2 separate regions of the Homo sapiens genome follow, and region 1 is linked to region 2. Evidence: chromatin contacts called from ENCODE Hi-C or POLR2A ChIA-PET data. All regions are on one chromosome and are shown on one strand. The core of a region is the stretch at or near the end of the contact, and the rest is flanking DNA. Distances in the headings are between cores, read along the strand shown.

Region 1 (4,114 bases), core at 218-2,717, 370 kb before region 2:
AAGGAGGAAACGGTCACAGGATAGTGCCACAGAATCTGGAAAGCCAATCCCAGAGATGATGCTTTTTGAGCAAAAACATTCAGCTGACATAAGAGCCTATTAAGAGCCCCACCCCCCACCTCCCATACACACAGATCCCGCGTGTGCCTATGCTGCAGCCACAGTGCAGTCACAGGGAAGCCAGTGTCTCGGAATTGTCCTCTGCTTCCTCTCACTGGCCCCGTGTGCATCCCCCTCACTTCCTCTGCTGTCACCTTCCCCAGCCAGGAAAGTGTCCCAGCCTTGGGCACGCCCCTTCCAGATGGCTGTGGACCCTGAATGACAGGTTGGACTTTTTTTTCCATTTGGAAAGAATCCAAAAGGTTCTAACCCCTGCTTTCACAGTATGGGCATCTCCCATCTTCTTTGTGTCTAATCACAGTAACGCAAACACCTCCATGTGCAGGTGGTGAGACCTGGGAGGGGGTGGTGAGTTGGCAATAGCCTGATGGGTGACTCAGCAATTTATTACACTGTTTGCTTAGGTGACAAACAAGCCTGGCAGTTACCCCCGAGCTTAGCCAAAGCCCTTCAAAGTTCCTTTCCCTTCAGTCTAAAGGATGCATGTGCACACTTCCCAAAGTCGCACAATTAGTTGCATTTATCAACTCACGATTGTCCTTTCTTTGTGGAGCAGTGTTTGAAAGGGAAAGATGAGTCTCCACTCTTCCCCTGCTGCTTTCATAATGCCTGTTTTGTTCACTTGGGATGAACTCTTTCAGAGAGCTCAGGGCTGCAGCCTGTTCCCCTGCTGTGTCTAATATGCTGGGAGTAGTTCTCTCCTCATCATCTCTGTACCTCTGTCTCGGTCCTGGGAAAGAAACCCAATGCCGAGAACACCCTCCCTCATCCCCCTTGCTACGTGGGGGCGATATCTACCTCTGTTTCTTTTGTGCTGCTTTAGTTGCCCACGTCTTCTTCCTTTGTGCTTGGCCTGTCTGAATTTATCTTTCTAGATCAAGGCGGGTCCTCTGGCTTTAAGAAACATGGTTCTCTTGGCATCAAGTAGATTCCCCTCCCTGCCCAGTGATGTCTGCAAAAGAACAGAGGTGGAGACTCATGACGGTGCCATTGCAAGAGCCACCAATGTGCCGCAGGGCCAGCTGCCCACCTGCCAGCTACGCTTTCCTGGTGATCATGATCTATATTCTTTGATTATCAACAGAAATGCCTTAAGAGAATGGTTCTGAATGTCTCTAGGTCTGCAGAAATTATTGCCAGCCCTTCTTCACTTACCAGAGCACGGTAAAGATGAATTTGACAGGCAGGAGCCTGAAGACATATGGTATTTGTGCTGTGGGTTTTGTGTGTGATGAGAGTTCTCAGCTGTCTGATTTCCTCCACCAATTCCTTCGACAAAAGCCTATGTGCTTATGCTGCTGGCCTGGCAGAATTTTGAGAATCTCTGACTCACTGGCAGAGCCTTAGAAGGGCCATATCACCCAGCCTCTTGGCTTCCAAGCAGTGATAGCATTAAGTCATCCCCAATAAAAAGGAATTTACCCTCTTTTAAAATGCCCTTGGAGAAGGAATTCAATTTGGCTCTCTTGGATGTATTTTGGCAGCTACTATGAGGAAATTATTTATATCCAATCTAAATTCTTTAAGTTGAAGAAGTACTTGGGAGATTCTAGAAGTCTGAGGGGCAGGCAATCACTAAGAATCAGGGTAAATAACAGAGACACAAAGTCCTACTACCGTGGTATGACAGATACAGTTGATACTGCATAAATCCTGACAAGTGAATAAATGGTATTTTTGCGGTGTGTCTGGAAAAATATTGGGAAAACTTTCAGAAAGCCTGTCTGTAAACACCTTTAGCAAACAGAAAACAGGTATTCAACCACAGAGCATGGTAAATAAGAATATCTGCCAGATAAATCTAACATTATTCTGTGGCTGAGTGTCAGGCCTGGTGGTTAGAGAGGAAGCATAGTGTCTAATCTCTCCTGGCCTTTGCACAGTTTTGGATTCTCTCCCACATAACACACCTTCAGTAAACTGGGGAAATGTGGTCAGACCACACAGTTACCAGGTGAGTGGTCCTGGCAGCAGAGACAAAAGAAAAATGGGTTAGCAGGGCTCAATTTCAGCCTAGAGTGATACCATGCAGAGCTCGACAGGGACCCACTGCCGGCCAAGAAGGTCATAGTGTCTTCATCAGTGACTTGGATGATGGGCCAAGACTTTGCTCCTCAATTGGGTTAAGAGATGATTAGCTGCTGAGAACAATGATGTGAGATTTCCTCCTGAGTCAGTTAGGTGGGAGGAAAAATGAACAAGCTGACTTGGAAGAATTGTAAAAATGGCCAGAAGCAAATCAAATAAAATCAGGGAGAACAAGTATGACTGAATTGAAGGTCTGTGCCTTGTCAATATTCTGGCAAATTTATAGAATGTGGAGTGTTGGAAGATAGTTTATAAGGCTTAGATAAGGCTTAGAAATATAGGCTTTCAAATCAGACCAACCTAGACTCAAATCCTGCCTTTTCTGTTGCTGGATGCATTACGGTATCACAGCCTTCTGGCTACCCGGTTTCAGAGCCTCAGTGAGCTTATCAGGACTCTAAGAATGAGAAAGAGGACACCTGGCCTGGCAAGGAGTGAGTGCTGGTTTCAGTCCTGCCTTGGTGGGGTGGTCTCATGCAGTGCAAAGCCCACACAAACATATGTGGCTGCCCTGCCTAACTTATCTCAGGCCTTCCTGGCTCCATGCCTCAGTTTCCTTATCAGTCAAATGAAGATAATAAGAGATATTTGAAGTGATTAAATGAGGTAGTAGATACCAAGTGCTTAGCATAGTGCCAGGCACATAGCAGACTCTCAATAAACTCTAACTAAACCAAAAGGGCACAGAGGATCCCAGCATCTGCTCTCATCCACCGATACTTGAAAGGTATATATGTGGGGTGCAAATCATGGTCACCATCAGAAAACTTCTGCTTCCTTAGTCCCTTCTGGTCCCACCGTGGAAGGAGGGGTGGACAGGGTGGAGGCAGAAGCACCAGCAGAGGGTGGGAGCAGCAGCCTTCCACATTCATGCAGAGTAGAGGACTCCTTCTGGGTGAGGCAGTGAGGAAGAAAAGCAGAACGAGGTGGGGCCAGATTCAATGGCCCTTTTCCAGGACCTGTCAGCCCTACTTCACAAGCCCACCTGCTTCTCCATCTCTAGTATTCTAGGCACTGCTTAAGCCTGGACTAGTGGTTAAAGGTCCCATCTGTATAGGACATTCTGGAAGAGGAGTAAGGAGGAACTCCAGCCTCCTCATGCACAAACATGTTGTCTCCTGCAATCCTGAAGTATGTTAGGCATTGGGGCTCTCTGCTGGTTCTAAGATGCCTCCCAGAGAAATAACTCTATAAGCCCCCCTCTAGGCTGCTCCAATTTTCTGGAAGCAGGAGGCCCCAGCGCATGTCTCCCTGCTGGTCTGTTAGTCTCTCTTGTACTTCTGTTATTCATGGCTTCCCAGGGCATGGAGCTCAGAAGGTGGTCTCCAAACCTGCTGGGAGAATAAGGAGTGCTAAGTGTCCTGACATTCCTGGGGAGTCCTAGTGCCCTAGGACTGTGAACAAGTCAGCAAGTCAGAGAAGAGGAGAAGATAAAAAAGGAAAAATCGAGCCCTCATGCAGTAGGGCATAGGATGCTGCACAGGCTGCCTTTGGGACCAGCTGTGTCTGCAGCAGTGTAGCCTTGGGCAGGGAGTCCAGGAGCGTTTTAAGGATAACCCTAGACCTAATCAACTGCACCTGCTCAGTGCCTTTCCTCTGCAAATGAGAACGAAGAGCCACACAATTCCAATGAATGGCCATTGAAATTCACATCAATAAGGAAATGGTATCAGAGCCTGGGAGGGCAGGAATTGAGAACGTAGAGATTAGGAGGCAATTTGATTCTGCAGGGAGCGCTGGTGCAGGGTGAGGCAGAGCCCCAAGCACCCTGTCCCCAGCACTGGCCCAGAACAGGCTCCGCTCAGGAGCAACAAGCGGGAGCACTCCCCTCGGCAGCCACCAGAGGTCATTGGTTCCTGCTGTTCGAGCTGTAGGCTGCTCTGCAGTGCCTTCCAGCCAGTACAGC
Region 2 (3,951 bases), core at 1,051-3,550:
ACACCTTCCTGGAAAAACAACTCGGTGTCATCTGCAGGTGAGCCTATGTGTCCAGGTGCATGTGTGTGTGTGTGGGGGGGGGGCAAGGTATACATACACTAAATGTGCACACACACATGCATATGGTGTAGAAGTTAATAGCATAGGATTTGGAGTAGGACAGACCTGAATTCAAATCCCAACTCTGCCATTCACTAGCTGAATGATCTTAGATCAATTACCTAGTCTCTCTAAACTTCCATTTTCTCACCATAAAATGGGAATAATCATGTTAGCTATCTCATGTGAGTTTAAATGAGCTAATTTATGAAAAGTGCTTAGCCTGAAAACTGCCTACACACAGTAAGCACTCAATGAGTTTTAGCTATTGAGAATGACCACCTTCTTGCTACTCTAGGTTACTGTGAACATCCTTGAAGAAAATGATGAAAAGCCAATTTGTACTCCAAACTCTTATTTCCTGGCCCTCCCAGTGGATCTGAAAGTTGGCACAAATATTCAGAATTTCAAGCTGACATGTACCGACCTTGATTCCAGCCCCAGATCTTTCCGTTATTCCATTGGCCCAGGTATAGTACTTGGTGTCGACAATCCTGGCCCTGTCTCTGAGGACCCTGAAGTTGTCTAGGGTAGGGGTCTGTGCTCACACACTGATCTGGGCAAAGTGGGATGGGAGTTGGGAGGGCATTATTTTTTTGAGATAGGGTCTTGCTATGCTGCCTAGGCTAGTTTTGAACCCCTGGGCTCAAGTAATCCTCCTGCTCAGCCTCCCAAGTAGCTGAGACTACAGGCATGCCTCATTGCACCCAGCTTGCTGGGGAAGTATTTGAATGAGGAAAGCAGAGACACAAAATCTAGCAGCCCCTATGCTTCCTGGCACTCCTCTCAGTTTCCCCTTCTTGTCTTACTCCTCCCAGACCCCATACGTGACTGCCCAAAGGCCCAAGAAAAGGGTGAACCCCCCAATTCCTGACTACAGTATGAGTCATAAAGCATATTAGTGTTGTTAGAAAAAATGCAGTCCAACTTTTCGACCACCTCTTTTCCTGAAAGCTGGTAGTGGGGGCAGGGAATCCCAGTCCTCTCTCTGGATAATAATAGATTAAATAGATTAAGTGCGTTTTGAAACGTGTCCTCAGGAATTCTCTTCTGCTCCATTCATCTTCTGTCTTTAAAAATATACCATCGTAGGGAAAAAAGAGCACCCCTCAATGGAAATTAGACCAAAATAGCTCATCTAATGAAGTGCTGGGGCCAGAGATTTAAACCCAAACAAGCAGAACAATTCCACGTGAGAGAGTAAAAATCCATCCCTGCTGCCTGCTGTGCCCTTGGCCGAGCAGGAACTTGAACAGTAGGAAGCCTCTCGAGCTGGCTGTGTCACAAAACCCAGGGGCAGAAACTGCCTCGAGACTGCAGTTGCCGAAGATGGAAACAATCCATACTGAGAGCCCTAAGGCCTTTATGGAGCATTTTGCTGTTAAGGGAGCAAAAATTGCATCATCTCCTGCTCCATTTACTGGTGTTCAGTCGGTAATGAGTCTGGAGCCAGTGGAGGAATGAGCGGGCATGTGCTTGGGCTGGCAGCCTCTCTGCCCCAGGCTCCCTGAGCTGAGCCATGAGCCCCAGCAGAGCTGTGTGTGTGTTTGGGGGTGTGATGGGGTGGGTTCAGGAGGACCTGGGACTGCAATTCCCGCAAAGCCAGGAGGCACCTTCCTTTGGAGGACTCCAGGGACAGCCATAACCAGTGTGACCCACTGGGTCCTGTGAAAAGCATGCAGTGAACTTGGCCTATGGCTAGGGATGTGACCTATTCTACCCTCTTGAAACCCACTCATTTGTTTGAGTGTGAATTACACGTGTTGTTACCAAATAATTGCCGGATGAGAAATCAGAAGGGGCTGCACCAGGGTTACAAAGTCTCTGCTTAATACTCAGCAAGATGGCACCTAGGCTAAGGGTGTTGTACTATTGTCCTTTTCTACTCAGCCTTGTTTGCAGCCACACTGGTTGTGAGCAAGAGTTTCTTTGTACTAATGCCATCTCTGGTGCAGTTAAAGCCTGTAGCATATAACTAATCCAGCTCTGGTGTATCAGAGACACAGTCTACACTTGAGGTGTGGACATTTGAGAAAAAGATTGAATGCAGTTTTCTTCTAAACCTTTATTTCTTACTCTCTTTTCTTCCTTTTACCAACACCCCTGCATCAAATCTCATTTAGGTAACGTCAACAATCATTTCACCTTCTCTCCCAATGCTGGTTCCAATGTCACACGCCTGCTGCTTACATCTCGCTTTGACTATGCTGGTGGGTTTGATAAGATCTGGGACTACAAGCTACTTGTCTACGTAACTGATGACAACTTGATGTCTGACAGGAAGAAAGCGGAGGCTCTTGTTGAGACAGGAACAGTGACACTGAGTATTAAAGTCATTCCCCACCCAACCACTATCATCACCACGACCCCCAGGGTAAGGGCTTTAGGACCTGGAATCCCCAGGCACATTCCCTTGTGAGTTATGTTGATGGACTTCTTTCCCCGGCCTGGAGGTATGTGGGGTGGACTGAAGAGTTGAGGTATTAGGATGTTGCCAAAAATGGCAACCATGGGCTGGACTGGAGTAGCTGCAGGGTGGCAAAAATCTGGTGAGACCTCAGACTCATAACCGCTAACTCAACCACTAACATTTCCTGTTCTGGTAGAGAAGAGTGTGTTGTTTGTGCAGAGACTTGTGAGAGATCAGACCTCAACCATCTGTGTGGCTTGTGGCACAGGAGCTGATTTCCATGGGCATGCTGCCAGTTGCTACCTTCACAACCCCTCTCTGCTTGTTCAGAAGAGTCTTTGCAAGTCAATATCCATGAAATTAGGTTGCTTGCTTACTGCTGGGTGCTCTTTCCCACATCTTTTGAAGAATCACCAGGTACCAATCTGTACCCTACACCCCACCTCCGCTCCAAAAAAATTCATCCAATCTACAAATATCGATTTAATGCCTATAGTGTGCCAGTCACTTTAGCAAACAAGCCAAAAATGATCCCTGCTCTCAGAAAGCTTATTGTATAGGCGAGTGATTCTCTAAGTGCGGTCCCTAGACCATCAGAATCAGCACCACCTGGAAACTGGTTGGAAATGCAAATTCTCAGGCCCAGCCTAGATTATTAAAGTTATAGGTTACCCAACCATGATCATCACCATGACCTCCAGGGAAGGATGCTGGAACCTGGAATCCCCAACTCTATCCCCTAACCTAATGAATCCGAAGCTCTGGAGGTGGGGTCCAGTGAGCTGTGTTTTCAATCAGCCTTTCAGGGAATTCTAATGTGCATTAAAGTCTGAGAGCCACTGATCTAGAGGGGGAGATAGATTACAAACAAGTATTCAAATTGACAAAGTAAATACAGACTGTGGGAAAGGGTAGGAAGAAAATGACCAGGTGCTATCACAGAATTGGCCTGGAGAAGGAAGGGAGAGCCTTGAATCTGACAACAGGATTATCTTCCCTGCCCCTTGGAGGAACTGGCTTGCATCTATGCTGACTCATCTGTCCCCTTTCTTCCTCCTCCTCTTCCTCCTCCTCCTCCTCCTCCTAGTAGAAGCTGCACCCCTGGTCAGCAGCCTGATACCTGCAGCATGCCAGAAGGAAGATAATCAGAACCTTAGAGAACCCACTATGGAGGTGGCCAGCTTCTTCTCAGAGTCTTGCCAGGAGCTGGTTCATGCTTCTCTCTCCCATGCTCGAGTCAATATGACCCCAGTGAATGGAGGCATATGGCAACCCTAGGACTTTCCTTGTGGGAGGAGCTGGTAGGCTCTCCTGAGTGAGGAGTTCCCACCTTTCTTGGGCTCAGAGCATGACCTGATTGTGACATCTCCAATCCTGAAACCTCCGTAACTTGTTTGTTATCTGTCTCCAGCTCTAGGAAGCAGATGCTGAACTTGAGGCTT

The links. A loop is a pair of places that touch in the nucleus more often than their neighbours do. ChIA-PET counts read pairs that join two places held with the same protein, here RNA polymerase II (POLR2A). Pooled maps may share reads with other maps.
Region 1: a map of heart right ventricle shows a loop between it and region 2 (3-fold over the local background). The contact joins two enhancer-like sites. A Hi-C loop is called at or near these places in 18 of 168 maps with a recorded cell type or tissue (GM12878, K562, adrenal gland and 12 more), 2 of 37 single-sample maps with no recorded cell type and 12 of 50 pooled maps. POLR2A ChIA-PET finds 5 or more read pairs at or near these places in 8 of 52 experiments (A673, CD4-positive, alpha-beta memory T cell, CD8-positive, alpha-beta T cell and 5 more).

The regions. Positions count from the first base shown.
Region 1 is chr7:105,648,489-105,652,602 of GRCh38, forward strand. The region is part of intron 4 of ATXN7L1 (ataxin 7 like 1); the gene reads right to left. Among named protein-coding and RNA genes, the nearest start is that of EFCAB10, 69 kb to the left of the region's middle. RefSeq lists an enhancer at 1-893. Within about 2 kb of position 1,468, at least 5 of the 41 ENCODE cell types and tissues checked have a DNase peak (open chromatin) inside an H3K27ac peak, as active enhancers do; they include A673, where a contact is called at or near this core.
Region 2 is chr7:106,019,976-106,023,926 of GRCh38, forward strand. It overlaps CDHR3 (cadherin related family member 3), which reads left to right. Exons shown (of 19, transcript NM_152750.5): 13 at 398-569; 14 at 2,223-2,473. Among named protein-coding and RNA genes, the nearest start is that of CDHR3, 59 kb to the left of the region's middle. Within about 2 kb of position 2,301, at least 7 of the 41 ENCODE cell types and tissues checked have a DNase peak (open chromatin) inside an H3K27ac peak, as active enhancers do; they include A673, where a contact is called at or near this core.